Linked DNA regions of Mus musculus: all the other regions are linked to region 3. A link is a loop called in an ENCODE intact Hi-C map of the cell type or tissue named here. Cell type or tissue: left cerebral cortex. All regions are shown on one strand. Links, peaks and the distances in the headings refer to the core of each region. The heading gives the core; the rest is flanking DNA.

Region 1 (4,577 bases), core at 150-4,149, 83 kb before region 3:
GAAACCTCACTGAAACAACCACAACAGGTGTTCAAAAGTTCCAAGCACGTGGGGAAAAAAATGTGTGTCCTGCTCTCCTGTCCTTAGTGATGGTTTAGGGTCTAGCCTTGAGGACCATCGAGACAGCATCAGTGAGCTAACCCAGAGCTCACTCACACCTACTGGATTTCTGAGCACATCAGTTGGTGTCCCATTAGGAAGACAGACTGCTTCAGGGGTCACAAGAAGGGGTGTTTGACAGACATTAACTTATGAAATTATAGTAAGAGCTGGATGCAGGGGATGATGGAGGTATTAGGCATTGCTAAAGCTCCACACCTCTGCTAGAGCCAGCACGCCCAGGACCCTTGCAGCATGCTGCTCCTGTTTCCCAGGGCAGAGCAGGCTGCCACCCATGCAAGAAGACATCCACTCTTACCAGTCAACACGACAGGAGCTGCTGCAGTCGCCTGCTCCCACACCCCCTCTGCTCTCTTGAATTGGAACCCAGTTGCCATGTCTAGCTAGAGCATCCCTCAGAAACAAGAGCTCTCTCGCTGCCTCCAGCCTGGTATGAGACCTCTGCAACCCAAAGCCTTTATGGGACCCCAGCTTCTTCTGAAGGTTCTTAAGCCAGAAGAATAAGAAGGCACAGAATGACCCTACCATGACAAACGTAGCGGTGAGTAGTTGGACAACCCCTGGCACAACACTTGGAACCTATTTTTAAGAGGTGCCCAGCTCTGATCCACATGACTGACCACACCAGTGTCTGTAGGGAAAACCGCAAGCAGACCAAGGTAGAGTTTCCAGCAGACTTCTGGTGAGATGGGCAAAGTTGAGTTTATCTTTTCGTTTGGATGGTGGAGATGGCTGAGTGTTTAGGAGCACTTATTTCTCATGCAGAGGACTACGGTTTGGTTCTCAGCACCACGATCCAGCAGCTCATAGCTACCTGGACCTACAGCTCCAGGAGACCTGATGCCTCTGGCTTTCTCGAGCTCCTGTACGTGTGTCCATAGCCCACACAGACACATAAAAACAAATCTGTAAAGTGTTTTACTTTTTAAAAGCTAGATTGAGTAATATTTACACACTTCTCAAAGAAGTGTCTTTCACAAAAGAAAACCTTTCATATCCTTGTGAAGCTCAGAATATGTTGCAGAAGACCCCCAGAACTTCTTTATGCTTCGGATGCATGTGACTCGAGGTGAGGTAAATGTTATTGATTGAAAACTAAAACTCCAGAAGGCTCAAGGGCTGAGGTGTAGCTCAGTGGCAGGGCATTTGCCTGGAGTGTGAAAGGTCTGGGGTTTCATTCCCAGTGCTACAGAAAACCCTTATTGTCTGGGGATGGTGACACACAGCTGTGATACCAGCGTGTGTGTGTGTGTGTGTGTGTGTGTGTGTGTGTGTGTGTTAAAAATATCACACACATGTCACAAAAATTAATATTCAAGTTTTAAGAAAAAAATACCAAAGAAGACTTCTTAGTAAACAAGCTTGTTTTGTGGGGATTCTTTACTTTTTATTAACTAAGTCCAGAGAAGAAAGGCTGTATCTTTAAAATAAATTTCATTCAAAGTTATCTTTATCGATGTCTATGCATTCTGCATACACCTTTAATAAGGAAGGCATGAAGTTAACACCAATCGTCGCTTCTCCTCTCTAAGCAGACTGTCATCTACCACTAGATGGCGCCACAACCACATAATGACAGGCAGGCATCTCCCTGGAGGAAAGAGGTCCCCTTGGACTTACTCTGGAGGGTAAGGAAGACAGCCTCTCTCTTTCCAGTACTAGGACTTGGTTTCTCGTTTGTTGTGACCTTTGAAAACTCATGCTTAATTGCATTAGAACACTGCCCCCCTGTCCAGCTCCAGCAATCAAATTCACACAAATTGCTTCATTGGTCCTGGGGATGAGGCTGAGGGCTGGGGGCTGGGGGCTGACTCCTCTTGCCTAAAGTGGAAGAAACTGAGAGGCTGAGTTAACTCATCCCAGATCACATAGGCAGTAGTTAACCCAACCCAGATACACTTGAGTGGACTGAAATTGTACAAGCCCACGTGCCATCTTGGAGCCCAGCTGCCATCACCCCTTCAAGTCCACGACCAAGCTCCACGTCAGGGACAGTGGTCCAGCCTCACCGCTTCTCGTCACTCCACAGCAGAATGACTGACAGGAAACCATTTAACCTTGATTCAATCAGAACTTCAGAGCTGGTCGGAAAGATGAAAAGACCACAGCTTAGGTACACCAAAGACCCACTGACTGTGACTCCTTAATTGAACCTACATGATTCTAATTTTCCCCAAAACACTGGTTTCTCACCACAACTGAAATATGAAATGCAAGCGTCATGTCCTTGTCAGTGTAAATTAGTAAAATTTAATTACAGAAAATCAACCAACAGTTTTCCTTAATTTAAGAAAAGTTGATACATAGCAACCAATCCCAAAGCAGGCTGAAACATACCCCTTATGGTTTATAAAGTGGGCCACGGCCGTGGCCACTTTGAAACGAGCCTCTTTACACTAGGTTCCCAGCCTCTTACACTGCAGCCTGTGCTTTTCTGTGTGGCAAACATTAGCAGCTTTCCTGCTACCTCTCAGGCCAGCTTTGTCAGTCCTGTCTTCCAGCATTTGTGGGATGCTGGAGACTCAGCAATATATGAAGTGTTACAAGGAGAAGAAGCACCCGATAGGCTCATATGTGGGCCTCTCTCCACACTCAGTGTACAGCACTTACCCCAGAATTTATATAAATTTATATAAAATGCCGGGAGTGGGAGGCAGGGACTGTTCTAGAACTTAAGGCACGGGTCAAAATCCAGAGCAGTGTACACAAAACCATGCACACACTGCATTCTGATCTGGAAACATAAAGGTCAAAAATTAATTTAGGGATAATCTGAGAATTTTAAATATTTGCTGCTTTGTATAACATTAAGGGATTGCTGTTAACTTGCTAGCCGTGATGGCAAGGTTGGGACTATGTAGGACAAGGTCATTTTGTTTGTTTTGTTTTTGATGGGCACTGATTGCTACAGAATAAAGCCAAAAATAATTAGTATTTTTGAGTTTTAATCTTATGTTTGGAACTTTTTTTTAGAATAAAAGTTAGAATACACAAAAGAAAAACAAGTCTTGAAATTAGTTAAATGATCTATACTTAAATCCTGGCCAATGTTTCCCTAGTAAAAGGACATTGAGAAAAAAGCAGACCAAGGCAAAATCATTCTTCAGTTTTATATCAAGAATGTATGTGGTCAGGCCAGAGTGCCTGCCTAGCACATGAAAGGTCCTGAGTTCAGTCCCTAGTGATAGATAAAAGATAGATAGATAGATAGATAGATAGATAGATAGATAGATAGATAGATAGAAAGAAGGATGGATGGATGGATAGATAGATAGATAGATAGATAGGTAGGTAGATAGCATATTTGGATTAGAGTTTAACATGTATGAACAGCCAAGTGTTTAACTAAACATATTACTTTTGTATCTCAAAACCTAAGAGAACAACTTAGAAAGGGAAAGACTTGTCTTGGTTCAGAGTTTCAGGGGCTTCAACCCATCTTTGGCTCCACAAGCTCAGGCATAATGTCATACTGCATGGTGGTAGAAGTGGAGGGAGGCAAAGACTGTTCACCTCATAGTGGACAGGAAACAAAGACAAATCAAGGCACCCCCTTCTCCAAAGACATGTCTCCAGTGATTGAGTTCCTCCAGCTGGATCCCTAGTGTCTGAGAAGCCTAAGTGTGGCCACTGGCCACAGAGCCACACCTCAGTGCCTCTATGTTGCACACCACTGCTGCCCACAGGAGAGGCTTGGCGGGTGAAAGGGGTGGTAACAGCAGCAACAGGTGTGAGTACAGCTGCCAGTGTGTGTACAACTGCAGGTGTGGGTGCAGCTGCAGGTGTGAGTACATCTGCAGGTGTAGGTGCAGCTGCAGGTGTGGGCACAGCTGCAGGTGTGGGCATACCTATAGTTGGGCTTGTGTTTGGTGGGGGATGTCTGGAAGGTAGGTAGTGTCCACAAGGTAGGTAGTGGGTCACTTCAAAAGGGTAAGAGCTTGAAAAGGGGCCCAGGGCTGTTGTCCTGCCCTGAGACTCAGCAGGGCATGCTCTCAGCCCTGTGAGTTCTCTCTTAGACATATTTTTCTCTTCGAAAAATTCTCATCAGGGTTCCTCAAAGATGATTCAGGTGTTAAAGCATTTTCCCAAAAATGACTGTTCTTCATCCACTGAGAGTCACTGGGGTCCAGCCTGCTGAAAGCTCAGAAAGCTATTACTGTGAAGACAGGCGTCAGGCTTGGGCATCAGAGAAGGAGGGTAGAAATACAGCACAAATTGTAATGATTTTTACAGGGAAATTACAGGAAGGTTCACTTGATCTTGGAGGTCCTAGAGCCCACAGTGTTCACGAGTTAAAACTTCAACAGAAAGAAACTGCAAAGATAAGAACCTGGGAAGAGACTGGCTGTCCGTTATTCATTTGCATTGCAAGAGAAGACTATTTTTTTTAAAATTATTTATTTATTATATGTAAATACACTGTAGCTGATTTCAGACTCACCAGAAGAGGGCGTCAG
Region 2 (4,577 bases), core at 369-4,368, 140 kb after region 3:
CTCTCTGCTCAGAGGGAAGAGCCCCTTCTGGCATCTAGGAGGCTCTATGTCCTGCTTGTTCTGGGAGTTTTTGTCCTTGGAACTACAAGTGTAGATCCTCCCCCAAATGTAGGTCCTCCCTCAGCACCAGCAGACACAAAAAGAAACAAAAGTAAAATGGATGACACAGCCTTCACTTTGGTCACCTTTGAGGTGAATTCGTTTCAAAGTGTTTGTTTACATTCCAGAAAGGTCCATCGTCAACAGCAGGGAGCAGTGTCTCAGTTCATTCCAGAGAGTTGGTGAGCTAGTTCCTGAGTAGTGACTCTGTCCACGTGACCATCCTAGCAGGAATCAGGGCTGCTGCACCAAGGGCTTCCCTCACCTCTCTAACTTCCTGGAGACATAAGAGTTTAGGCTCCACTTGCTCGCTTTACTTATCCAGAGAGAGACAACGCTGGTCCAAGGCCACTCAGCTTAGGGATGGCAGCTGGTATCTTAAATTTTTGAGATCCACGAATCTCCAATGAGCAGCTGCAGAGACAGCAGCCATGGTAGGAAGTTGCTGGTTTAAACTTAGGAATCCTCAATTCCTTAATCTTCTAACTATTATTATTGAAGTAGTAAAGGTTATTTACTTGGTGGGAAATTTTCCCTATAAAGACAACAGAATTTCCCTCCCACTTCTCTGACAGCACATAGTCAAAGGGACCCTGTGTTTGGCTCCCCAAACCCTTGGTGAAACAGAGAAGGTTGGGCCATACTCAGCCATAGCCATGAGCCAACAGTCCAAGCAAACAGGGAAGACCAAAGTGTGGATATTTCGTTCCTTCTTAGAATAGGGAACAAAATACCCATGGAAGGAGTTTCAGAGACAAAGTTCGGAGCTGAGACGGAAGGATGGGCCATCCAGAGACTGCCCCACCCGGGGATCCATGCCATAAACAACCACCAAACCCAGACACTATTGCATATGCCAGCAAGATTTGCTGACAGGACCCTAATAAAGCTGTCTCTTGTGAGGCTATGCCAGTGCCTGGCAAACACAGAAGTGGATGCTCATAGTCATCTATTGGATGGAACACAGAGCCCCCAATGGAGGAGCTAGAGAAAGTACCCAAGGAGTTGAAGGGGTCTGCAACCCTTAAGGGGAACAACAATATGAACTAACCAGTACCCCCCAGAGCTTGTGTCTCTAGCTGCATATGTAGCAGAGGATGGCCTAGTCGGCCATCATTGGGAAGAGAGGACCTTGGTCCTGCAAAGATGATATGCCCCAGTACAGGAATGCCAGGGCCAGGAAGCAGGAGTGGGTGGGTTGGGGAGCAGGGCGGGGAGAGGGTATAGGGGACTTTTGAAATATAAATGAAGAAAATATCTAATGAAAAAAGAGAAAGAAATGATCACTCTGTTGATAGCGCACATTACAGTACAGGGGCAGGGGGGGCATTCATTATTTCATTCATTCATTCACCCATTCTGTAAGTCCTCTGGTCAGTCCCCAGATGTGAAGTCCCCTGCAGGCTGACAATGTGGCATGACGTCCCCAGCCCCTTTAGCCCCTGGCATTTGCTCAGTACAACTGGCCTCACTCATTCATGTCATCAGTGTTCCCCTAGACCGAGCTCCCCAATTCACAGCATTTGCCCAAGCTGCTCTTGCAGTTGGGAAATGGAAAAGCCAAGGGACTTGGAATCCAGGTTCTCGCCACGTGCCTGGCTCTGCAGAGAAGGCTTGGCTGGGAACTAGCCCTTTCCCTTGGCTGAGAAATAACAAGGCTGCCCACTCAGTGAAGAATAGGCACCATCTCCACATCTGGGAAGAGGCTAGGTTGCCAACAGTTTTTCTCCCCGTGGCTGTCGGCGTGTTAAATAGCCAATAGCAGATTCATTAAGCAGCCGGCAGGTGAACGCAGGTTTCCCCAGAGCCACTGCCACCTCACCTTTAGTGCTTCCCGGATACATATGTGTGTGTGTGTGTGTGTGTGTGTGTGTGTGTGTGTGTGTGTGTGTATATGTATATGTATATGTATATGTATATGTATATGTATATGTATGCACTGCGAGTTACAGTCTCCAGGATAATTGATTTCAATATGTATGGAAGAATCGATGCTGTGGGAAGAGAGCCAGTGTCCTGAATGGGCCATGCCGTTTGATGGGTAATTTCCTCCCAGCTCTTTCAGCCAAGGGACTTTCACTGGACTGTTAAATTTCTTGACTGAGGGAGAAATGAGGGACCCACGGATCGTAGAATTGAATTGAAAGTGAGAACATGAGGGGTGAGGGGCCTGCTAGGGGGAATTCAGATGTGCCTTAGAAGGCTAATTCCTAATTAATCGCTTCACCAGTGTGTGAATGGAGGATTTGAGAAGTTTGTCACAGCATTGCTGTGGTCGTTATTCAGGAAGTGATGGGCCAGAAAACACATTTATAAAGTGAATCTGCTGAAATGCTGGTCAGAGGGTGACCTCTGGGGACACACTGAGTTAGGAAGGCTGAGCTCTGATCTGGCAGCAGCAGGTTGATGTGGGTCAATATTTCTGTCACTTTCCAGTGGCGCCATCTGCTGGTCATCTTCAGCATTTGCCCTCTAGCTTCAAGTGTTGAGAGTGCATAAAGAGCTCCTGAATCCCGAATCTAGAAGGCTTTCAAGTTCAGGTACTAAGCTGAGCAGAGACCATAAAATGTTAACCAATAATGCCTTAATCACGTAAAATCACCTTCTCGGACACCCATCAGTTTCCTCTCCAACAGCCAGCACTTTCCTATCATGTGTCTGGCCCACTGGGCAGTGAGCTTTCCGAGTCCCCTCTCCCACTCATGTGTCTTCATGCTGGAACCCAGTTTCAGGAGGTTCTCAGCTGTGGGTGCCCCCAGAAGAACTGGGACAGAGATGTGCCATGACCATGTGTGTAATATGCAGGGGGACTGTCCTGTTGCTGGCTCAGAGCGGATCATGAACAGGGCTCACCTGGGTTCTCCCATGCATCCTAAGGTTGGCACGGGGTCTCAGACCACAGAGCCTCAGATTATGGAAGGTAGTGTGTCTGAGAGACAGGCAACTTACAGAGTGACAGGTACTGAGCCCAGGTGTCTGCCTCACCCATCTGTCTCCCTGTCCTCGGTGTACTGGCAGGCTGACTTAAGACACTAAGATGCTCAAGGCTGCTTGTACATCAAACCTCTCTGGAGTTCAACACCTGCCTCACAAGGCAATAACATAACTTCTGCCTGCCCTTGGCTTGCGAGATCCAGAACAGTATCACCCTGTGATGAATAGTAATAGCATTCCATATTGCTGTTCATCCTGGCTCAACAGCAAATAGAACATCAAGGACATCGTTCTGTCCCCCAAGGTAGGACTGGTGAGGGCCCCTGACCTTAGGAAGGCTTTCTCCAGGCAAGCCATCTGTTGACCATCTGACTCTCGGCTCAGCTCGGGAGCCATGCGGGCATGCCTCCGACATGACAGACTTGGAAGAGCAGTATTTCATGCACCCAGGAGTGCCTTGAAGCTGAGGATGCAAACGTAATCACCATGGCTTCTCCAGCACCCAGTCTATTTAGGTGGTGCAAGGGGGTGGGGCAGGAATACCTCATACTCACTGAAGTCATCTATCAGAGAGCGCCCCCACCTGTCCCAGTTAGAATAGAAACATTTAAAGTGAGCATGTTTGTCTAGCCTTGCCAGGTAAACTAGACTCCTTCCATGGTATGGAAAACACCTGTTGAACCAATGAATAAACACATCCTGGGCAAATAAAGAACAATCCCTATTACCATCTCCTGGTCACACTAAAATCAGCATTTCTTTAAAAATGCATGAGCTCCGTGATGCTTCCCAGTGTGAAAGCCAGCCATTTTATGAAATTGGTGTGCATTTTCTACTAAAGAGTAGAGTGTCTACTTATTAATATTCCCAAGGGGTAGCTTTTGGGTTCTCTGCTGTGCTGCTGTTATAATTTTCTATAATTATATGGTGCTGATTGTAGTTTGCCAACAGAACGTCAATAAAATGAAATGTAACCCTGGAACTAACACACTCTCTCACCACCCCACCCCCAATCTCATTCTCAAGAATTCTTTTTCTCCGACTATGCAGCCTTACAATGGCCTGGGGCCCAGGGAGGCAAGAGGACGTCCTCCCCGAAATCCTAATCACTATGACCATGAGTGCAGAGCTGTCCTGCAGAATTCAATTTGTACAAATAATAGGGAGGATATCTGGTAGAGGACTCGTGATCATCTAGAAATGGAGGGAGAATTCTGTTTGTATTTCTTTGGTCTTGCTTTTTTTTATGATGATGGAGAATAAACCTGGGATCTTGCACATATTTGGCAAATGGTCTACAACTGGGTACACACACAATCCATGGATTCTCTGTTAGAGCAGCATTATGAGCCAGATCCAGAAAGGAGTTTGACAGAATTCAAAATTAGGAGGCAGAGCCATCTAAGAGCCAGGAAATAGATTCTCTCTAGACACTGAACCTGCTGACAGATTTAGGGTTTGGAAATCCTAAAACTCTAAGGAGTTTCTATTGTTTATCTACCATGTGATCTGATGTGCCTTGCTCAGTAACCTGAATTGTAAAG
Region 3 (4,577 bases), core at 162-4,161:
AGATCCTACCCCAGGTCCTGGAAGGAAGCTGGTTGCTAGAAATGGGAACAGTCTCTACCACAGGAAGGTAAGCCAGTCCACCTGCCCTCACCCCAGCAGCCTTTCAGAGCTGGAAAGACCCACCCTTCAAAACCTTATACTCTAGAAACCTCTTGAGTGTCCTGCTGAGTGTTTCCTTTCAAAGACAAATTAGTTTCAAACCCGAGGAGCCTGCTGCCTCTAGCCTACCAGCCTCAAGGAACCCCGGGCAGATGCCCCCCACCCCCACCTCCACCCCCACCCCCCAGAGCCCGGGACTGGACAGTCAATACCAAATTAAAACTGAGTTTAAAATAAATTAGCGAACAACAGCTCTCAGCCCTTCCTGCCGGCCTGCTGCCGCTGCTCTTTTCTTTTTAGTCCAATAAAACAATTAACTTTTACATCTCAATTTAGAAGCAGCTGCCTTGGGGGCAGGGGAGCTCTGGCTGGGAACGGCTCTACACAGGGAGAGCAAAGAATCCACTCATCCAGATAGCTGAAGCAGCCAGCGGGCAAGCTTGGCAGCTGCCACTCAAAGGGCCTCCAAAGGCCTGTGCACAGAGTGCTACTCAGCAAGCAGTCAGAGGTGGGGTTGGCAGATCTCGTGGCGCCCCGCTGTGGTTGCTCACAGCAAAGGATGCCGAGGAAGAGGGACCAAGGGAGCAGGCCAAACCCAACAGAAGCTCACTGCCAAGCCTTCAGAGCTCGCAAGGATGCTTTGCAAGAATCTGGGGTGCAGTCTGTGAAGTGTCACTGAGTCGAGACCACTTCCTGTCCCTTCTCTATCCAGATGGCACAGGTGAGGCCTTGGCAAGGGGACCAGCTTTCTGGGAGCTGACCAGGGAGAGCAGAGGCGATCTCAGGCCTTCAAGGCTGGATGTTGGCTGGCCAGCTGGTGGGTTGGGCAATGGAATGGAGATGGCTACCATCGCTGCAGACAGAAAGGAAGCCTGGGAGAGCGGTAGAGGCGGGATAGGAGGGTGAGAAAAGGAGCCCTAAAAGGAATAGTAGTGTTAGGATTGGAAAAGTGGGTGGGGGGGACTCAAGCCACTAGGGAGAGGCTGGACTAAGAAGCTGGAAGTCTGGCAGACAAGGTCAGCATAATAGCAGCAACAACGATTCCTGCGGCCTTTGGAGCAGCAGGGTCAGACCAACATGCTCTTGGGAAGGAAGAAGCAATTGCAGGAGGGGAATTAGAGGTTTGACAAGAGAGCCTGGAGTCTGCCTTAGATAGCGTAAAGGGGTCAGGGAGGGAGTGGCTTCAGAAAAAGAGGGGGTGTCACGGTGATTGGGGTGCAGCTGAAGTGAGAGAGGAATGGCTCGTCCTTCTAAGCCTTTTGTTAGCAGACCTTATGAAGGACCTGGTTCAGTACTCCCGTGCAGTTACAGATCATCATCACAGCAGGACGGGTGATGTCAGTCTCTTTGAAGATGTCCAAGACCCTGCGTGAAGCTGAAAGGAGGCTGTGTCTGGCAGAAGACACCACACTGAAATAGAAGAAATAGACCCTGCCTCTCCCCCACTTCTCCTCAGGTGGGGAGAAAGTTACAGGACAGGCAGCATCAGCAGAATGAGCCATCAACGGATGCTGATAGAGCATTGATCAAGGCAATGTAGCCGAGGACAACCCAAGGCTGTGAAGCCAAGCCCACAGAACTCAGGAGCCATTGCATCAAAGTGAGTCTTTAAGCCACCTAGAAGAGTGTGTGTCAGTCTGAGGTGACATGGCTTCGTGGGAAGCAATGTCTTCAGTGTGTCCACTGTGCTCTGTAAAAAGGCTTTGGCCCCAGGACCTCCTAGTGTCTGCACAGTGGGGATGTGTGTGCCTGGACACGCAGGCAGAATGCCAAGTACATACACACAGCGAGGAGGCCACTAGAGGGAAGGCTTCATGAGAGGGAAGCCCAGGGTTGCATGGGAGATACATAAGGCAGAGGGATTGCTATACTTGGGAGCCATGAAAACATATTGACTTTGATTTTTAAAAGGATTTAAGAAAAAATACATGACTATGGGGGCCACTATCAACAGAAGGGCCTGCATGCACGAATACACGTAAAACCCACAAATGAATGGGATTAGCGCTCCTTTAACCTGGTGATTCCTGGTGTGCACATGTGAGGGTGACTGTGAGAATTTAGGGAACCTCATGGACAAAGCTGCTTGGAGAAGTGCACCTCCAAACCACAGAAGATCACCCACTTAACAGGGGATGACCCATTCCCTCCCTGAGCTCTCTGCCAACTGCAGCAACGCATTTAACGGCCTCTGCTGCTCTCTACTGGTAGCTCCTGGAAACACACTTTTGCCTCTTGGGAGGGACAAGTTCCAAGCCGAAATGTGAACTCTGAGAGGCCCTGTGGACTCTCCAGGGGTGTCCTCATCTGCCAGAATCAATGTGCAAGTTTGCAGCAAACCCCAAAGTGAAATCCACACAGAAAATCACCCACCTAGTCTCTACATTTCAAAATCAATTCTAATAGAAGCAGCTACCCAGACTCATGATGGGAACAGTGTCTAAGAGATGAGAGTCCAGCGATCCCACCTTATCCATGGTGGGCTAGCTTTCCACATGCTCACATACCCTTTCTCATTTGTGCCCTGTAAATACAGAATGGAAAAATTACAGGGATGAGCAGGTCATGCGTTTTAAATTGCACATTGCTCAAATAGCAAGATGAAATCGCATTAGCCTCTCTATCCAGTGTATCCCCACTGTGTGTGTTCTCCAGCTGGTACTTATCTGAGCAGCTGTCTTGGTGATCAGATGGTCTGTTGTGGTACTGCAGAGATTGTGTTCAAGTCGTTAATAAGGGTGGGGGAGTGGGAGGCGTAGAACGGGCTGCCTAGGACTCTATGCAAGTGTGCTGCAGGCCACACGGGATGAATCATAGTATCACAAGGGTGTTTAACATTATTCCAGGTCTCAGGCTATACAGCCCAGGCACACTGTATTTCCATAGGTAATTGCTGGGTTCACTCACCATTCCTCAGTTCCTGAAGTGGCCACCAGGAGGCAGTGCTCCCGGGCATCTCCCAGGCACTCTTGGACCATCTGATCTCTCACATCTGATCTCTCAGGTGCTTCTCTGGCACATGGAAACAACTATTGGCAATGCACACATGGCTGAGTAAGGCTGGTTCCAGAGAACACCATGGACAGTGGCTGTGTTTGGGGAGGGGGGACGGGGGGGTCTGTGTTTTGAACTCTAGCCTACAACAGAAGTCTAGCTTACAAATAAGGAAACTGAAACCAGAAGAACTGGGGCCCATGGACATTGGTTGAGTACAGACACCGACAATCCTCAACTCTCTCCTTGGAAGAGACGCCAATAGTTCCTTAAAGCTCTGTCAATTATCACCAGGACGGACAGGCTTCCAGCAGTTCCCAGGTTAACATCAGACAGTAAGAAATCTCATATTGAAAGCTAGTCACCAGCACCTTTGCATTCCCAATGGTGTCTGTTGAGTGAAGTTTTCCTGGGTAAATGTGAACAAATGTCCACACACCCCAGATATGGTACTGTCCTAGATGGCTTTTCTGTTATGTGATAAAACACCACGACGAAAAACAACTTGGTGAAGAAAGGCTTTATTTCATCAGTTACAGACTATCATGAAGGGGGAAGGGGGGCAGGACCGCAAGACAGGAACCTGGAAGCAGGAGCAGGAGCAGGAGCCACCCAAGTGTGCTGCTCCCTTGCTTGTTCCTTGTGGCTAGCTCAGCCTGCTTTATTATTCAACCCAAGACCATCAGTCCAGAGATGGCACCACGAACAGTGGGCTAGACCCTCCCACATGAACATAAGCCAAGAAAATTTACTCTTAGACTTGCCTATAGGCCAATCTTGGGGAGGCAAGGTACCAATGACAGACCAGAGCACAACTCCACCCAAATCCAACTTGTGAGGCAATAACTCATTGACCTTATTTAGCACAGTTGAGGGTCTAATTAAGGAATGTAGGTGTCTTAGTCAGGGTTCCTATTCCTGCACAAAAGATGTGACCAAGAAGCAAGTGGAAGCTTACACTTTCCGCATTGCTGTTCATCACCAAAGGAAGTCAGGATTGGAACTCAGGCAGGTCAGGAAGCAGGAGCTGATGCAGAGGCCATGGAGGGATGTTACTTACTGGCTTGCTTCCCCTGGGCTTGCTCAGCTTGCTTTCTTATAGAACCCAAGACTGCCAGCCCAGGGATGGCACTACCCACAATAGGCCCTCCCACCCTTGATCGCTAATTGAGACAATGCCTTTCAGCTGGATCTCATGGAGGCATTCCCACAACTGAAGCTCCTTTCTCTGTGACAACTCCAGCTTGTGTCAAGTTGACACACAAAACCAGCCAATACAGTAGGTGACCCCAGAGCAGCTGCATTGCTGGTAAGTCTCACCCTAGCTTGGACACTGACTTCCCTATGACTGTATAGATGGAGTCTCTCCCCTCTTCAGCCAACTTTCCACTCTCTATATGTTCTAGCATCTCCTGAGGTTACATGTGATTTGGGCAGGATTATAAGCAGGTGGCAGGGTAGGGAGGTGACTGAGATCTCAGATG
Region 4 (4,577 bases), core at 315-4,314, 1.8 Mb before region 3:
TACACTTACCTGATACACTCTCCAGAGGCAGCATTGAAAACACTGGAGCCCAGTGGTCCAGTTACCTTCCCATGTCCCAAGTTCATCAGTTCACGGCCACACACCACACAGGAGCCTCAAAGCACAGCAGCTGTGTTTGCATGATTGCATTACTGACTTCAGTCTTTAATGAGCATAGTTACAGAGAGACCTGTTAGAAGTTTCAAAGCCTTGTAAGGTTGTTTTTCTATTTGAAGGTGTCTTTGCCTTTGCTTTCCAAGAGCAGGGAGCGCTCTGCTCTCAGTCCCAGCTGACTGCCCGGAAGCATTTGCTCCATAACTCTGCAGCATAGTCCAGCATTTCTGCTGAGTGTGCCCCAGGCTTCTGCCACCTCTTCTGTCCATGGTGGGTCCTGGCTAGGCAGTACCTGTTTCCATGTTGCTTCTGTAGCAAACAGTCAATGCTGGGAAGTCATGAAATTCCACATAGGATTCATTTCTTTTATGTCAGTATTTCTTAGGTGTGGGGCCTTACTGTATCTTTATCAGGGAGCTTTTGGGTCTGCTTCCTGTTTATGATTCTGTAAACTGGATTTGAAGAGGCTGCTTAGCCTTCACTGTATATGAAACATGGGAGGAGGACAGGTTAGGTAAAGTAACTTTGTGCTGTTTTTAGCCCAAGAATGATGAGGCTACACCGGCTGCTGATTCTTCACCTAATCTTAATCGAGAAGAAGTGATCAAACTCCTTAGTATATTTGAATCTCGTCTGTCATTCCTTCTCCTTCAATCCATCAAACTGATGTCGTCATCTAAAAGGAAAATGAGGTAAATTACTTGGTTATTTATTGAACCTTCTTTGCTAACTCCTCACCTATAAAAAGAACTTGAGTTCCTGCTATTGATAAAAAGAACAGGTTGTATTGTTTATGTTGTATGTAGAAAATGCAAAATTTGAGGCTGGAGAAATGGCTCAGCGATTAAGAGCACTGACTGCTCTTCTGAAGGTCCTGAGTTCCAATCCCAGCAACTACATGGTGGCTCACAACCATCCATAATGAGATTTTTAAGTACTATTCCTTGTTAGGTAAGAATCATGACCATGTGCCTACTGCATAGTCATGGAGAGACAAGTAGCCGTGGAGTGAAGACCCTAAGTTGTTTGTAGTAGCACTTGCAAACATGTTTTTAATGTGAATTGGGGACTATGATGTGGATATAAAGGTGCACACCTTTAATCCCAGCACTAGGGAGGCAGAGGCAGGTGGATTTCTGAGTTCGAGGCCAGCCTGGTCTACAGAGTGAGTTCCAGGACAGCCAGGGCTACACAGAGAAACCCTGTCTCCAAAAAGAAAGTTAGGGCGTCTGAAGCTGGGTAGTAGGAGGGAGATGGGTGGTCGGGTGCACAGCCAGGTGCCTCGGCTGATGTGTGTGCTGTTTCACCAGAGCTGTTCTTTGGCATCATTAACTTGAAATTGAGTACAAAGTTCTACATCAGGAGCATGATATACAAACACAAGTGCAGTCTAGCCCATATTACAGAAAATGAAAAACAGATAAAAGTCAAAGAAAATGCACCCACGTACATCATTGTTTCTAGTTAAATCTGTCTTACCATTTTATCTTGGGGTACAGATAAAGTAATTTTCGTTTTGTGACTCGGTGTTATGAGCTTTGACAACGTTTATTTAGCATTCCAAAAATTTCTGTCCACCACAACCATGTTGCAACAAAGTCCATCACTCCACAAATTGCTTCTTGGTGATGTTAAGCAATCTGATCTTGTACAATTTTGGAGTTTTCTCTTAGTGCCTCTCTCATTAATGGTCGTTTCAAGCCCATGAAGAAACCCCTCACTATCATCTCTGCCCAGCTTAGCTGTTATTTCTTGCCTGTACGGATATTTGTTCAGGAGTGTTGAAAACTGGACATCCGTTAGGACAGCAGAGGCTGGCTTGGTCTGCCTGAGAGGTTTCACCTGCCAGGTATTCCATTGAGTTCATTTTTTATATCTTGAACAGAGCTGCAGTTGAGAATTTCTTCTTAAACTGCAACCTTCTGTATAGCACAGGATCCAAGTTCCAACGAAGTAGATGCCCTCAGCTAAAGTTCCTCCTCTGATGTTTTTTACTTTGGTCAGTTCTAGCCCAAAATATTAAGTGGAAAATTCCATGATTTATTTGTTTTGTGCATACCTCAGTCTTCAAACTTATCCTTCTGAGGAGAACTTTTACTGGAGGAAGTCTCAAGTACGCAGCAAGGTGGTTTGGTATGTTCACTGCAGTTTAGTGCACCAGAAAGCAGAGTAAATAACACACAGTGGAGAAGAGAGATTCTTAGCTTTTACTGCCTAAAAACTTAACTGCAGGTAGGTTTGTAACATTTATTGGTGTCCACAAGGTGGCAGTGTGTGTGTGTGTGTGTGTGTGTGTGTGTGTGTGTGTGTGTGTGTGTGTATGTATGTATGTATGTAGGATCCTGTGAGCTAATTTAGTGATTTTTTTTTCCAGATTAGTGGTTTGGGTGATTGACTGACAGTTTCAGTCTTTTGATGTTTTTTTTTTAATATTTATTATATGTAAGTACACTGTAGCTGTCTTCAGACACTCCAGAAGAGGTCATCAGATCTCCTTACGGATGGTTGTGAGCCACCATGTGGTTGCTGGGATTTGACCTCTAGACCTTCGGAAGAGCAGTCGGGTGCTCTTACCCACTGAGCCATCTCACCAGCCCTTGATGTTTTATCACAATAGTTCTATGTATGGCTTATGTAATTTTTATTTCCAACCAGGTTATTAGTGTTGAAGAAATGATGTTTTTGATTTCTCTGTGTAGCCCTGGCTATTCTGGAACTCACTAGGTTAGACCACGCTGGCCTCAAACTCAGAGATCTACCTGCCTCTGTCTCCTAAGTGCTGAGATTAAAGATATATACCACCACACCTGGATTATTGAAGAAATTTTTTTTAAAGATTTATTTATTATTTATTCTATGTAAGTACACTGTAGCTGTCTTCAGACACACCAGAAGAGGGAGTCAGATCTCATTACGGATGGTTGTGAGCCACCATGTGGTTGCTGGGATTTGAACTCCGGACCTACGGAAGAGCAGTCGGGTACTCTTACCTGCTGAGCCATCTCACCAGCCCTTGAAGAAATTTTTAATCTAAAGTTTTCATGCAAGCCAAATGTCGTAGGAGCTGATCTGTGCGTTCAGGTTTATTGACCGAAAGGAACACAGCCCTCTGCAGGTTGGAGGCAGGTCACTGTGGTTGCTGAGTCGGGACTTTCTGTTGTGTTTCATTCGTGGTCGGTAAAAACAGCTAGCAAGTTTACTGTTGATAAAGCAGACCTAGCTGTGTTCTTTAAGAGAAAAGGAAATCAGAATGTGACCTTAACAGAAAGGAACATTAGTAGTTTATTTTGACTGCTGTTTCTCCCCATTAGCCTGAGGCAAAATAAGAAAGTGGGCTTAATAATTGAAAAGCTTAACTTAGGTTCTCAGAAATTAAAGTGAGCTTTAAGAAAATTAGGATTAATTTTCTTTTTTCTTTTTTTTTTTAAGATTTATTTTTATGTATATGAGTATTCTGTAGCAGTCTTCAGACACACCAGAAGAGGGTATCAGATCCTGTTACAGATGGTTGTGAACCACCATGTGGTTGCTGGAAATTGAACTCAGGACCTCTGGAAGAAGAGTCAGTGCTCTTAACTGCTGAGCCATCTCTCCAGTCCCAGGGTTATTTTTCTTGTTGAAGCTGTTGAGTGTGCTTCATAGTATGACAACTGTGTAGGTTGGACAAGATACACATTTTGTTTATTACATTTCAGGGGAGTTATTTCACTTTGGATTAAGAATCGAGCTGTTCATAACACGCCCTTTAGCATTCACTGCTCTAGCAGAGTGGCACCATGACATTTCAGAGGCTTTAGGATTTGAGATGAAAAGCTATAAACATCTGAGGATCATGAAGCCCTGTGCTGTAGTACAGAGAAGAAATCTGTAACATCATGGACGGTCCTTAGCCAGATATAAACATTAAGTATTTAGTTTAGTAAAATGGTAGATAAGGTAAACCAGCTAATTATATTAAGAGGAAAACGATCTGTTTGACATGTGGAGACTGTAGATAGTAACTTCAGTTCAGTGGGTGACAGTAGGTTAAGAAGGGCGTGATCTACACAAGTTGTAAGAAGCTGAGGCAGGAGTCTGTGAGCAGAGCTCAGCTGCCAGTTTAGATTGGCACTTGTTGCTGAGTAGAGGGGCCATGTAGTTGCTCCATGCTTGATCAGCCCCAGCTCCCACTCAACTTTCTCCATGACATATTCTTTGACCATGTTTTTGTGACTGCTCCCAGTGCCTTTTTCCAGTGCCTCTGCTGGGAAGGCAGGGGTCTTTCTCTGGTTTACTCAACAGCCATAGATAAGTCAGATACTCTAAGAAGTGCCTGTTGTTTCCAGCCCCTCCCTCTATTCCCTCACCTGTTTGTTTTTAACCTCAGCAGTAACGCTGAAGAAGACATAGTCCTCCAAACCAACAAGCAGATTTACTCCCAGCTTTTGAGAGCGACTGCCAACAGAAACTCAACTCTGCTGGAA
Region 5 (4,577 bases), core at 430-4,429, 1.7 Mb before region 3:
GATCTTGGCCATTCTTGGTCTTTTGCTGAATTTTACAATTGATTCATCAGTTTTCACAAAGTTTGGGATTCTCAAGGCCATTAAAGGTCAATTTTAAAGTGACTTCAGCTTATTGGTCCATTTATGTCCTCCTTGTTTCTCCAAGGGATAGTTTTGTTTAGTTTTCTCCGTTAAAGTGTACCATTCTTTGTCTGTTTAGTTCTGGGTTCTGAGTCCCAGTCAAGCTATGAAATGGTAAAATAATTTTATTTTAGGGTCTTAGGAGTGACAGTGCTGACCAGGTCTTCTAATGGAGGCAGGAACAATGGGAGCTGACAGAGGCAAGCAGACTGATTTGAAGTAAAACAGGGAAAAGTTCTTTGTAGGTGACTTCATTGAATGTTAAAGAAAGGGTTATATGATAGGGACACATGACTGACCAAGAGTGAAGCCAGGGTCTGTCTATGTAACTCTGGCCATCTTGCTGCTCACTATGTACACCAGGATGGCCTAAAATCATGTAGACCCATGAGCCTCTGCTCTGAGGCGAGTGTCCCCATGCATACCTACTTCTACCCCAACTCGTTACCCACAGACAAATTCTCCTTTCCTGCCACTCTGCCTTTGTGTGGCACTGTGGTTGAGTGTCTGGAGGCTCCATTTTACTGTCGTACCACGGTGTGGTGTGGTTTGTCCTGCCTGATCCACATTTGGGCTATTCCATTTGGGTCTGTTGTAAGCAATTCTCTACAGTCGTGGCTTTTTGGTCCCCATGCCAGTGCTTCCATTGACTTGCTTGCGTGATGTGTTTTGTGAAGCTTGCTCTTTGGTCTTAGGACAGTGTCTCAGTTCTCTGTGTCTGCAACAGTTCTGAGGGGCGTCTCAGCTGCTCTCTTCCTGTTGTATCACCTTCTTAAAGCTCTGGTCATTGTGGTGGGTAGGAGGCAGTATCTCCTAGTGTTTGCAATTTCCTTTTTTTTTTCAAGACAGGGTTTCTCTGTAGCCCTGGCTATCCTGGAACTCACTCTATAGACCAGGCTGGCCTTGAACTCAGAAATCTACCTGCCTTTGCCTCCCAAGTGCTGGGATTAACGGTGTGCGCCACCACTGCCCAGCTTGTGTTTGCAATTTCCTAACACCTAATTAGACCAAACACATTTCCATATATTCTAATACCAGTCACTTGACTATGTTTCTTGGGGAGAGGATTGCTCATGGTTCTTGTCTAACTTTTTTATTGTCTTGCCTGGTGTTAGATTATCATTGCTTTCTAAGATTTCTTAAACATAATCTGAGCCAAAGTCTTTTGTTTATGTTTTCCCCTACTTGGTGGCTTGTGTTTTCATTCTTAAAAAAAAAAAGGCATTTAATGGATGTGTATGAATGTTTTGCCTGCATGTACGTCTGTGCAACATATGTGTACAGTGCCTGTAGAGATCAGTAGAGGGCGTCAGATCCCCCATGGAACTGGAGTTGTAGTTTGTTGTGAGCCTCCAAGTGGCTACTGGGAACTGAATCCCGGTCCTCTAAAAAAGCAGCCACTTAACCTCTGAGCCATCTCTCCAGCTTTCATTTTCATTCCTAAGGTTTCTTTTGGTGACATACACTTTTAATCCCTGCACTCTAGAGGGAGAGGGCTGTGGTTTTTCTATAAGTTCAAGGCCAACCTGGTCTACATAGTGAGTTCCAGGCTAGCCAGGCTACATCATAAAATTGTGTTTCAAAAGAGTTTGAATTTACACAGTTGATTAATAAGTAAAGTTTTGTTAGCAGTATGTGTGTGTGTGTGTACACTCCAAGTTATTTTACTGTTTATCTGGAACATGCATTAAATATAAAGTAAAATTTAAAAATAGTACCATTGAGTTGATGTGGCCTTCATTAAAGTGACTACTGTTGTTCACTTTTCTTTTTATTGCACATCACACACCATATATATATATATATGGCTGTGCTTCTGGCTCTCCACACTGATCCATTAGTTAGTTTATCTGGATTTTGTTTGGTTCTAGAAATAAGCAAGCATGATAAAGCACAGGCCCTCCTCCAGACATGCTTATAATCTGAGGGAAAAGTCAGATAGTTAATGTTAATAGGATGAGCTACAGTTGAAAAGTTAAAGTCCCGCTGTGTTTAAAGTTTTAGTCTGTTAGTCGCTTCTCTAAGGGGATTCTTTTCTGCAGTAGGAAAACTTCCTGTAATTGAAAAGTACGTTGTTTAGTTATGTGGCTTTTCCTTGCAGTTTAACATACATACATCTATTCCAAGACACACATTGTTATGAATCTACCTGTTTCGAGGGCTGGGATGAGCAGGGTGCTAAGGGAGTCCAGCCTTGGGCAGTAGGTGGCAGTGTTGGTCAAGCAAGTGAAGGCTTAAGATGTCTGGCTAGTCCTAGGGACTGAGCCAGGGCAGAATCCCTGAGAGTGAAGAATGTGTCAGGACCAAGGGGGAAGGAACAGAGAAAGGACTGGGAAAGGTGGAGGAAGGCCAGGAGAAGGGTCTATTTATGCAGGCCTGGGCACTCAACTCTGAGCAGGCACCCATACTTTATCGTTCACTCACCCAGCTTCCTCCTCTTAGATACCCTTAACCTCTCTTTGCTAAACACAGAAGAGAAATTGCAAAGGTAGCTAGGATGGGACTTGCCAGGGCTCCATCTCAGTCTGTCTTCACAATTTACACTCCCACTCGCCGGCATCAACGATTTGTTGTTGGAATGGCTAGTTATTGCTGCTTGGAAGAGTTGGCTCCTTACAGGCAGATGCACTGTCTGAGCCTAGCTGCACTGGCACGGCTTTGGCTCCTCCTCTAGGAGTGCTCAGAGTTGGAGTCTAGCTGGGTTCAGACACAGCTGTCTTCATCCCTGGACTCTGCATCATCCCTGGGGATGTGGCAGAGCTTTCCTCCTGGTTTTGCTTTTTTGTTTGTTTGTTTGTTTTTGTTTGCTTGCTTGTTTGAGATATCTACATCAGCAGACACCCAAGTGCAGGTCATTTCTCCTTTGCAGAGAGGCACCCTGGGTTCCCCGGCAGTACAGCCCTCTTCCTTGGCTGTGTGACTGTGGTTTGTTGTGTGTGTGCTGGGTGCTTGTTAGATTCACAACTTTGCCTCATGGAGCTATAGCTTCATGAAAGTCTGGGCGCCACGTCTGTGATCACACGGTCACCACTGCTCAGCACTGAGCCCAACATCCCTTGATGCCCACCAGAAGAAGGGATAAAAGCCAATGGATGTCCTTAAGGTAACTTTCTGGTGTATAGCACTTATACATCTCCCTATAGGGAGCACACCCTGTCATATTGTATTTAACACACTAAAGAAGATCAAAGATTTAAATGAACTTAAATCCTTTTCAGGAGCAAGACAAAAGTTTGCGTTCTTTGAAGCAATTCTTTTGCTTTTTTCAAGTGTAAACTGCAAACACAAAATTGATTATGATAGTGAATTTTATCAATAATGACAAAAAGTATAACTAATTAAGAATATAAAACCAACAAATACCACAAGTGTCACAAAATAAAATAGTATTTTCTGGCAGTCTAATACATTTTAACTTTTTTTTTCTCACACGTATTTTGGCTGCCTGTCATATGGAGTTTTGTGTAACACTTTAGCAATAACTTCTGTGATTCGGGCAGGAAGGTGTTTTTGTTTTCCCAGTAGCCTAGTTAGTAAACTTCCTTTCTTCTGTCTGAAGTTGTTTGACTTCTTACATAATTTTCTCACAGCATTTCTCATCACAGGTCTGCATCTGCGCAGTTCATGAGGCCTCTGCATCTCTCTGTCAGAGGCAGGCTTGAGGGGGGCTTTCACACCCTGGGGACGTGAGGACCATTTTCCTGGCTCATCCCTTTTACCTTTCATAAAGTACATGGAGACACAGTTATGGTATGATAAATAGAAATTCAGAATAGATGCACATACTAATTATGAAGTCCACACACCAGAGTCCAGAAGGCTGTGATTATGAGCAACATTTAAAAATTAAAACCAGTCACCCTGGATTCCATGATTGTCTGTCCATTTGCCTTTAGGTATTAGTTGAATTGAGTGATTTTGACCTTTTTTTTTTTCCATAACTGAAATTTAGAGCATGCTTTTTAAAGAAGTAAACTATACACATAGGAAAATGTGCATATTTTATGTGGCCTGAAGAATTTTTACAAATCAACCTGCCTATCTGCTCCAAATTCAGATTAACCTCAGACGCCACCTCAGGTTCACTCCAGAGCCCACCTCCACCCAGCAAGAATAACTAGTGATCACTTCCAACAGTGTGTATTAGGCTGCCTGGTTCTGACTGTTTTGTAAGCAGATCAGTGTGACACCTTCTTGTTCACATGTGGTTTCTCCCCAGCACTGATGTTAGGCAATCCATCTCTGCCATTGTGAATAGCTGAAGATTCTTCTCTCTCCATGCTAATTCCATTGTGAGAACAGACCAGGATGTGGGTGTCCGTGCACATCTCAGTAGTTTACAGTGTGGGCCTCTGATGAATACAACTTTCATGAGCCTTCCAGTAATGTCTCTTAGTACACATTCCCACTGAATAAGTTCCTAAAAGTGTAATTATGGATGGATGCAGTTTGTATGT
Region 6 (4,577 bases), core at 355-4,354, 180 kb after region 3:
AAGGAAGACTGTGCGGCTTTTGTCCCTCTGGTGGCGGCGGGTGATCACCATTCATTCATAGACTGTGCTGATGGACAGCTTGCTGCCTGTTAAGCACTGGGGCTTCAGGAAACGCAGGGTGCCTGCGGCTTGTCTTCTGTAAAGAGCTGCCTGGGTGGCCTGGATCTCCCCAGGGGTCCCCATGTTAGTGTGCCATACAGAGTGAGTGGTCTGATCAGAAGGAGAACAGAGAGCTGGAGCCCAGGGGAATGCCTAGGGAAGGCATTCTGAAAGTGTGGAGGCAGGGTTCACTTGAGCCAGATGGTCGTTAGGGTCAGGCTCCCTAACTCTAAAGTGGCTTCAGCATGCACGGTCATGGCTGACGTAATAGGATGTGAGAGATGAAGGGGTGAGCGAATGAGATATAACTATATGCTCCCCCCAAAGCCACTCTGGTTGGTCCACAGCCACATTTGCCACCTCGGAGGCTTCTCTTCCCCCTTTATAAAAGACACACTCATGCAGAGTCATGCTTCCAGCTCATGATACACAGACTGCTGACACAGGTTATTTGACCTTATGCCACATCCCGAACTGTGTCTTGACTATTCTCCTTCAATTGCTCGTCACAGGAGAAGTGCTACCAGTACTGGCCAGACCAGGGCTGTTGGACCTACGGCAACATCCGGGTGTGTGTAGAGGACTGCGTGGTCCTGGTGGATTACACGATCCGAAAGTTCTGCATCCATCCGGTACACATGAATGTCTTATTTGGCTTCTCGGGAGCGAGGTTGGCAGGGGTGGGGGTGGGGGTGGGGCTTTACAGTGAGAACAGCTGCCCCACCTTGACCCACTCATAGCATGGCAGGAACTCTCACAGAGGCTGTGGTTGCAGGGCTGGATCCTGTGACAGACTGGGGACAGGGTTAGTGGATCAAGGACCCGAATCTGCAGAGGGCTGGATGCTTTGACTCCCAGCCACTGTCCTGGGCCTCCCCAGAAGGTGGGTGAGCCAGCTGGAGTGGTAGAGGATTCAATGGGGGTTGGGGGCTTTCCCACTGCACCAAGCAGGCACTGCGCCACTGAGCTACTCCTAGTGACAAGCTCTCACTATGTGATCCATGGAGGTCTGGAACTTCCTGTGTAGAACATGCTGGCTGCTGACTTTCATAGATCCACCTGCCTCTGCCTCCCAAGTGTTGGGATGAAAGACATGAGTCGCCATGTCTGGTGACAGAATTGTTTTATAATGGTGTCAAAAATTAGGTTCAGACTCTCCCCCAGTATCTTTCATGCTCATTTCGAGGCAGCCTTCGATCAAAATGCTCGAGAACAAAGCAGAGGAAATGAAGACCACAGAGACAGGCTGTTTTTATTAGGAATAAAATGTAGAGCGGTTGGTAAAATTAAGTTGCAAAAATCTGAAAGAAGTGTCTAGAAGCCACCGCAGAAGGTTTTGAAAGGATGGACTGAGGGGCCTAGCCTAATGGTAGAATATGTGCCTGAGGCATCCCAAAATTGTTATCCCTTGCTTCCATACAGAGAATACACACACACACACACACACACACACACACACACACACACACACACCTTACTTCTAAACACACTGGTATTGTCATCTTCCACCATCAGGAGCAGGAGAACCATGCATGCTGCAAAGGCTTGGAGAATCTGGGAGGGAGGGTCTGGAGGTCTCCAGTGTGTAGGCTGACCCTTCATTCTTCCTTCCCACGCTGACTCTTTGAGACTTAAATATGCTGGCAGTGACTCAGGTCGCCACAAGTCAGGTGGGACTGTGTAGATGGAGCAGGCAGGTCTGCCTCACAGCTGGAGTGTGTGAGCATTAAGACCAGCTTTGGGGATATGTGGCTACTGGGATCCTGGCCTGGTATAGCCAGCTGCAAAAGCCCTTTGCCAGCCAAGAGCTGTGTATTGTCACATCGGGTATGGTACCCCTGCATTCCAGGGTTCTCTGTGTTTGCAGCCGCTGACCTGGCATGAGCCCCACTGTCCTTCGGAAGGAGATGCTAAACAGTTCCACCTCCCATCTCTCACTTCCCCCTCATCCCTTACAGCAACTCCCAGACAGCTGCAAAGCCCCGCGGCTGGTCTCACAGCTGCACTTCACCAGCTGGCCTGACTTCGGGGTGCCGTTTACCCCCATCGGGATGCTCAAGTTCCTGAAGAAAGTGAAGACACTCAACCCCTCACATGCTGGGCCCATTGTGGTTCACTGTAGGTATGTCAGGGAGGGGCCAGCCACAGTGTGGGGAATGGCCAGTGCGGCAGTGGTGGGGTGGGCAGAGCTAGGGCTGGGGGGAATGAAGTTTTGAAGCAGCTATACCCAAAGTTGCGTGTGGAGAAAGGAATTCTAGCCCCTCTTGGTCTCTGGGGTACCTGCCCCAGTGGTGTCTGGACAGACCCCCAATATGTAAAACTCTTGAAGGCTGACAAGGCCCAGGTTGATGGCTGGCATGGGAGCTCTGGGCAAGTCCACTGACCTTGCCCTCTGCTCTACCTGGTACCTCAAGGATCGTTTAGTTCCCATAGCAGGGGACACACACACACACACACACACACACACACCCCTTCAGTGTCTCTAGTCCTGAGATAAATAACCAGAGCAGCAGTGCCCTCTAGTGGCTATGCATAGATTTGCTCCTTGTTCTTCCAAGTTGCACCCTCCTTAATTTTGCCCTAGGCTGTGTCCTTTGTCCCCCAGGTTCAGGCATCTTCCCAGGCTTGCCATTTACTTCAGGGGAATGTGACTCACGAGGTGGCATCTTTCTCCTCCCTGAAGCGCGGGCGTGGGTCGGACTGGCACCTTCATTGTGATCGATGCCATGATGGACATGATACACTCGGAGCAGAAGGTTGACGTCTTTGAGTTTGTGTCTAGAATCCGCAATCAGCGCCCTCAGATGGTCCAGACGGATGTGAGTGGCACCTCTTTCTGCCCTGGCCTAAGCATCACAGAGCACTCAGGTGCCTTCGCACCACTCCACAGGCCCATTTAAAAATATTTTTTGACTGTGTGTTGTTGTTGTTGTTGTTTTGCACCTGGTCTGTCATGCGGATAGATTCTACCACTGAGCTGTAATCTCAGCCACCCCTTTACTTCCTGGAACTCAGTCTTAGTGAGTAGCCCAGCCTGCTTTTGACCTGGCTCTGTAGCTTGGGCAGCCCTTGAACATATCCTCTTTATGTCTCAGCTTTCCAAATAACTGGAATTTTGAACTATTGCCACCAGGCCCCGCTTGCAGGTCTGGGTTTTGCTGTTATTGGTTTTATTTATTTATTTATTTATATCTCAAATGCTTCATCCCATCCCTCCTCACAGAGTCTCTCCTCTCATTCCCCCTCCCCTTCACCTCTGGGCCCTCCCAGGTCCGCCCTGCTAGAATCCCACCCACCCACAACCCTGGTGCATCAAGTCTCTGCAGGATTAGGCACATCCTCTCCTGCTGGTCAGATGGGTTTTAATAGGCAGGTGGCCACAGGCTATGAGCATGCCCATTGTCAGACCTGGTATACCTCCCACTCTGTCATTACCTCCCATGGAGTCACAAAGGCTGGTGACCCTGATCCTTAGCATGTTCATATGCCATGGTGGTGATTCTAAGCAGCTGACATAGCCCCTGGAGCCCTCGGAGGTAGTGGTCATTACTGTCATCTTATTTTACCCTAGACGACCAGTCCACATGATCACTCTTGCTCCTCGGCCTTGCTTTACCAGCGATGGGGCAGTCTTGAGTGGCACCCCCTGTCTCCCTACAGGTTCAGTATACATTCATCTACCAAGCCTTACTGGAATACTACCTCTATGGGGACACAGAGCTGGATGTGTCCTCCCTGGAGAGGCACCTGCAGACGCTCCATAGCACAGCCACCCATTTTGACAAGATCGGGCTGGAGGAAGAGTTCAGGGTGAGTGCTGCAAAGCAACTTCCACACCCTGAGGGGCTGAGAGGGCCTGGGGAGCCAAGGAAAATGGTGCCAACTTAAATGACGCCTCCTGAGCTCAGAAAGTTTGGTGGGTATCAGGTTGTTAGCTCTTAGGGAAGCTACATGTAGGATCACTTCATCTTCCAATATCAAGGCGACTTCTGGAGGCAAACTTGGGAGCAGGTCTCCTGCTGCAGGTCTGTCTGTCATGTTTGGCTCTAACTACATTCCTTGGCTGCAGAAGCTGACCAACGTGCGAATCATGAAGGAGAACATGAGGACGGGCAACCTGCCTGCCAACATGAAGAAGGCCCGCGTCATCCAGATCATTCCATGTAAGGCAGTGGGCATGTGGGCCTCATGCCCTGGACCACCTACCTTCGTACATCATGCTAGGGGGCAAGCGCCTCTGGGTGACTTGGAGCTGTGTCCGAAGCTAGGAAGAAAGGACTCTCCTGGGGGCACTCTGAGGGATCTCCATGGACCCATAGGGTCTCAAGTGGTACCTAGAATATAGCTCAAACGCAAGACACCAGAGCTTCTGTATAGGGAGGGTTCCCTGGGACCTGAAAAGCTTGCCTCAGATGAGACCTGGGACCTCACTAGCGCTCTCTGGAGACCCCTTCTCCCTTACACAGTGGGAAGTGAGT
Region 7 (4,577 bases), core at 296-4,295, 1.8 Mb before region 3:
GTGCACTGTTTGCAGCGCTCAATAATGCACGATATGTCAGGTGTGCCGAGGCCATTTGTGACCAATGTTGTGTGAAGGCTTTAAGCTCCTTCAGAAAAGCAACCCTATAGATAACAAACAGAAAACAATCGTGTTTTCCTACAACGATTTCGTCAAGACCAGAGTATTTCTAGGAAACAACTTTTCATTCTGGTGTCTACCCTAGATGCAGTGAAAACCAACTATTTCATTCTAATGTTTACCCTAGATACATCGGTGTCTATTAGGTTTCCTGCTACAGCCAGCCTTGAAAACAATGGGAGGAAAAAAAGGGAATAGAGGGCTGGAGTGAAGGCTCAGGAGTTAAGAGCACTGGCTGCTCTTAACTTCCAGAGGACCTGGGTTCAATTCTCAGCACCCACATGGCAGCTCACAGCTATCTTTAACTCCAGTCCCAGGGGATCTGACACCCTCACACAGACATACATGTAGGCAAAACACCAAAGCACATGAGATATAAATCATGTTCCCCAAGGTTTCTCTGTGTAGCCTTGGCTGTCCTTGAACTCACTCTGTAGCCCAGGCTGGCCTCAAACTCAGAGATCTGCCTGCCTCTGCCTTCCAAGTGCTGGAATTAAAGGCATGTACCACCACAGACTGGCAAATCATTTAAAAATGGAACAGAAATCTGTTCACTGAGTTTTCTGGGAGGAAACTTGGTCCTGTGGTACAGTATTGCACTAAACAAGGTTTTCCTCTGGGAATTTAATTTACACAAAGGTTTTGTTCCTCACAGTTTTGCCTTGGCCAAAGGCGCAGGAATGAAGTGAACTTTTTTAGGATGTGTGTGTCCACATGTGCACTATGTGTTTGGTGTGAGTGTGAAGCTCACAGGGCAACTCTGGGTATCCCTTCTCTCGGTCTGTCCTAAGTGAATCAAACTCAGGTTGCCAGGTTTGCATGGCAGGGCCTTTACTCATTGAGCCATTTTGCTGGTCTCAAAGTTGACTGTTAAGGCCAGCTGGCACTGCTGGCACAGCAGCCTGTGCACAGGGTTCCTGTCCCAGTGCACCTCAGTTCCACACAGTCAGTCTGCTGTGGCACAAGCTCCCTATTTCTTGTGTGGTGGAATAGCGTTGTAATCCGAGATAGTGTCTGCCAGAGGGAGCGCTCAGTCAGCACAGCTGCTGGCCCGAGGCTCCTGCATAGTACCCGAGAAGCTGAATGCGAAGGTGCTTCCAGCATCCCTAGCACTGACTATCATGCTTGTGGAGAGAGAAAGAGAGACAGACAGAGAGAGAGAGAGAGAGAGAGAGAGAGAGAGAGAGAGAACGAACCAGGGAAGTTAAACACACAGCTTACCTCTCCACTGAAATGAGGTGTGTATCCGCTCAGGAATGATGCAGGGTTACAACTTGGTGATCCTTCGCTGTCTGATGAGAAGGGCTCTGCCCAAATGCCCCACAATTGATGTTTTTACCTATCCCAGACCCCTTCCTCTAAATCATGAATATTGCTTTTAGACCATAAAACCCATTCTTATAAATAATGCCACCTGTGCTTTACAATGGCCTAAGTGTAATCTTAGGAGCCAGGACAACCTTGTGCTATGCTTAAATATGGCTAAAGTAAAATGATCTGGGCCAGACTCTAGAAGTCCTGGTCCAGCACTGGTTACAAACAAATCAGGCTGAGCCTTCTTACCCCCCTGTGATTGTTTTCTCCCTGCCTGCTGTAAAGCCTGTAGGGGAATCACCATCACTTTCAAATCAGAGTCTGAGATGGGTTCTAAGATCTCATGCAAAACAACCACGGCGGCTTGCAGCTGCACCCCCCCGCCATGGATGAAGCACTTCTGTTCTTGTGTAGCTCCTGTGGCCCTGACAGGAGTTCCAAATGGCATTCACGTCCCTGTAAGCTCTTCTCCTCCCCATTAGTTGTATCATCACTTCGTGGCCAGCAGCAGTGACTGCAGCATGTTTAGGAATAAGGGTCATATCTTAAGGTAGGAAGCCAGAAGCCACACTTCCCCATTCCCTTCCTACCAGGCCCCTTCTCCCTCTCTCCCTCCTCCCACTTTGGTTTTTCCAGACAGGGTTTCTGTGTGTGGCCCTGGCTGTCCTGGAACTCGCTTTGTAGTCCAGGATGACCTTGAACTCACAGGGACCTGCCTGCCTCTGCCTCTCGAGAGCTAGGATTAAAGACGTGCGCCACCACCACCCCGCTTTTACCTCTTCTTCTCTTTTTAAGATGTATTTATTATGTATACAGCATTCTGCCTGCATGTATGCCTGCTGGCCAGAAGAGGGCACCAGATCCCATTACAGATGGTTATGAGCCACCATGTGGCTGCAGGCAATTGAGCCAGTGCTCTTAATCTTTGAGCCACCTCTCCAGCCCAGCTTCCATCTTTTTTTAAGGTTTATTTCCTTTTAAAGGCTATGTGTATATGTCTCTGTGGAGGGGGAGTCAGAGTTCCTGGAGCTGTAGTTACAGGTGGGTGTGAGCTGCTTGCCACGGGTGCTGGGAACTGACCTTGGTCCTCTGAAAGAGCAAAACATGCTCGGAACCATTGAGTAACCTCTAATTAACACTTATTTATTTAGCACCACACCATGTGTCGGGGTCAGAGGACGACCTGTGGGAGTCAGTTCTCACCTTCCACCCCGTGGATTCCAGAGACAGAACTTAGTTATAAAGTTGGCATCAAGGCCTTCACTCCACTGAGGCTCTGACAACTTGCTAGCCCTATAAAGATTAAAGATTCCATGAACATCTGGGGATTAAGAACCTACCATATCAAACTTAGAGGGACACACTCCAAACCATGCCCAAACCACAGCACTAAGCCACGGCACTAGACCCTTCTTCCTCTTCTGTGGTGGATGATGGTGAGGTGGCTCAGAGTTTCAGAGCTGCTCTGAGAGAGGATCAGATCACATGTGTAAGGCTTCCTGCATCGGGCTGGGCATGGTGTGCACATAAGCGAAGACGCCTTCCAACCTGGCCTTCCATGAAGTCAGCTGCATGAGTACACAGCCACCTTCCCTACCACCGGCCCACGAGCTGCTAAAAGACAAACACAGGTTTTCTCAATGCAGCTCAATCTAGTCCAGGATTACCTAGTAGAAACAGTCTGGGGACACAGTTTTCAGAGCTTTTCTGCAGGGCACTACATTTCTTTTTCTTTTTTTAAAGATTTATTTATGTATATGAGTACTCTGTAGCTGCACAGATGGTTGTGAGCCTTCATGTGGTTATTGGGAATTGAATTTAGGACCTCTGCTTGCTCTGGTCAGCCCCGCTCGCTCAGGCCCAAAGATTTATTTATTATTATAAATAAGTATACTGTTGCCGTCTTCAGACACGCCAGAAAAGGGAGTCAGATCCCATTACAGATGGCTGTGAGCCACCATGTGGTAGCTGAGATTTGAACTCAGGACCTTTGGAAGAGCAGTCAGTGCTGTTTACCCGCTGAGCCATCTCTCCAGCCCGCTATATTTCTAACACACACACACACACACACACACACACACACACACACACACACACACACACAGTGCATGTGCACACACACACACACACACATACACATACACACGCACACAGTGCATGTGCACACACACACACACACACAGTGCATGTGCACACACACAGTGCATGTGCACACACACATACACACACACACACAGTGCATGTGCACACATACACACACACAGTGCATGTGCACACACACACACACAGTGCATGTGCACACACACACACACAGTGCATGTGCACACACACACACACACAGTACATGTGCACACACACACACACAGTGCATGTGCACACATATACACACACAGTGCATGTGCACACACACACACACACAGTGCATGTGCACACACACACACACAGTGCATGTGCACACATACACACACACACAGTGCATGTGCACACACACATACACACAGTGCATGTGCACACACACACACACAGTGCATGTGCACACACACACACACAGTGCATGTGCACACACACACACACATACACACACACACACACACACACACACACACACACAGTGCATGTGCACACACAGTCCAGAAGCAGCCAGTTTGATAGATATGCTGCAGTTATGTTTCAGAATGAGATAAAAAAGAAATCTCTGTATTTAAAGTATAATTATCCACAGCCCCCCTCCCCAAAGGCCAGAACTTTTAAGTCTTTTTTTTTTTTTTTAAATTTTTAGATATAGCCTAGAGTGTCTCACTATATGGTCCTGGCTGACCTTAAATTCATGACTGTTGTCTCCATTCTTGCAGTGCTGGGTTGATGAGTGTGCTACCATACTCAGATCAGTCCTATTTATTATTTATTTATTTATTTAATTTATGATGACTAAATCTACTTCACACATAGCGATTTATCATTCTTATCAGGTCAGCATCAGAGAGCCTATGATGTTCTGTTGTCCCAGAACACCACTTTGCACTGAGAACCACAGATGATAATAGTAGGCTGGAGTTATGGCTCAGTGGTTGAGAGTACTTATTCTTTCAGAGGACCTGGGTTCAATTCCCAGTACCTGGATGGCAGCTCACAGATGTCTCTAA

The links. Hi-C counts contacts between places; a loop is a spot of excess contacts. Peaks named below come from ENCODE experiments on the same cell type or tissue, not always from the same donor. Only the 100,000 strongest peaks of a DNase experiment are listed, where the experiment ranks them.
Region 1: a loop joins it to region 3, with 7 times the contacts of the local background. A loop is called at or near these places in 30 of 42 quality-filtered maps.
Region 2: a loop joins it to region 3, with 5 times the contacts of the local background. A loop is called at or near these places in 14 of 42 quality-filtered maps.
Region 4: a loop joins it to region 3, with 5 times the contacts of the local background. A loop is called at or near these places in 8 of 42 quality-filtered maps.
Region 5: it touches region 3 in a loop (5-fold over the local background); 5 of 42 quality-filtered maps call a loop at or near these places.
Region 6: a loop joins it to region 3, with 2.8 times the contacts of the local background. A loop is called at or near these places in 8 of 42 quality-filtered maps.
Region 7: it touches region 3 in a loop (5-fold over the local background); 5 of 42 quality-filtered maps call a loop at or near these places.

The regions. Positions count from the first base shown.
Region 1 is chr7:135,401,939-135,406,515 of GRCm38, forward strand. No RefSeq gene overlaps it. Among named protein-coding and RNA genes, the nearest start is that of Gm36062, 4.8 kb to the left of the region's middle. In left cerebral cortex, for the core only: a CTCF peak has its summit at 1,672 (motif pointing right); a DNase peak (open chromatin) is centred at 1,682.
Region 2 is chr7:135,629,455-135,634,031 of GRCm38, forward strand. All of the region lies in intron 2 of Ptpre (protein tyrosine phosphatase, receptor type, E), which reads left to right. Among named protein-coding and RNA genes, the nearest start is that of 5830432E09Rik, 21 kb to the right of the region's middle. In left cerebral cortex, for the core only: a CTCF peak has its summit at 2,546 (motif pointing left); DNase peaks (open chromatin) are centred at 1,703, 2,539 and 3,577.
Region 3 is chr7:135,485,344-135,489,920 of GRCm38, forward strand. Gm36356 (predicted gene, 36356) reads left to right here and starts at 578. Exons shown (of 8, transcript NR_166608.1): 1 at 578-820; 2 at 1,369-1,699; 3 at 2,986-3,153; 4 at 4,280-4,402. In left cerebral cortex, for the core only: CTCF peaks have their summits at 648, 2,310 (motif pointing left) and 3,030 (motif pointing right); DNase peaks (open chromatin) are centred at 598 and 2,297.
Region 4 is chr7:133,666,886-133,671,462 of GRCm38, forward strand. Edrf1 (erythroid differentiation regulatory factor 1) reads left to right here. Exons shown (of 25, transcript NM_178115.4): 24 at 655-806; 25 at 4,481-4,577. Among named protein-coding and RNA genes, the nearest start is that of Mmp21, 11 kb to the right of the region's middle. In left cerebral cortex, for the core only: CTCF peaks have their summits at 2,334 (motif pointing right) and 2,533; a DNase peak (open chromatin) is centred at 2,374.
Region 5 is chr7:133,803,491-133,808,067 of GRCm38, forward strand. The region is part of intron 1 of Fank1 (fibronectin type 3 and ankyrin repeat domains 1); the gene reads left to right. Among named protein-coding and RNA genes, the nearest start is that of Fank1, 29 kb to the left of the region's middle. In left cerebral cortex, for the core only: a CTCF peak has its summit at 2,323 (motif pointing right); a DNase peak (open chromatin) is centred at 2,327.
Region 6 is chr7:135,666,940-135,671,516 of GRCm38, forward strand. Ptpre (protein tyrosine phosphatase, receptor type, E) reads left to right here. Exons shown (of 21, transcript NM_011212.3): 11 at 612-731; 12 at 2,058-2,221; 13 at 2,783-2,918; 14 at 3,760-3,909; 15 at 4,169-4,262. Among named protein-coding and RNA genes, the nearest start is that of 5830432E09Rik, 17 kb to the left of the region's middle. In left cerebral cortex, for the core only: a CTCF peak has its summit at 2,640 (motif pointing left); a DNase peak (open chromatin) is centred at 2,613.
Region 7 is chr7:133,682,032-133,686,608 of GRCm38, forward strand. It overlaps Uros (uroporphyrinogen III synthase), which reads right to left. Exons shown (of 10, transcript NM_009479.3): 10 at 4,324-4,577. Among named protein-coding and RNA genes, the nearest start is that of Mmp21, 4.3 kb to the left of the region's middle. In left cerebral cortex, for the core only: a CTCF peak has its summit at 2,295 (motif pointing right); no DNase peak of the experiment used is centred there.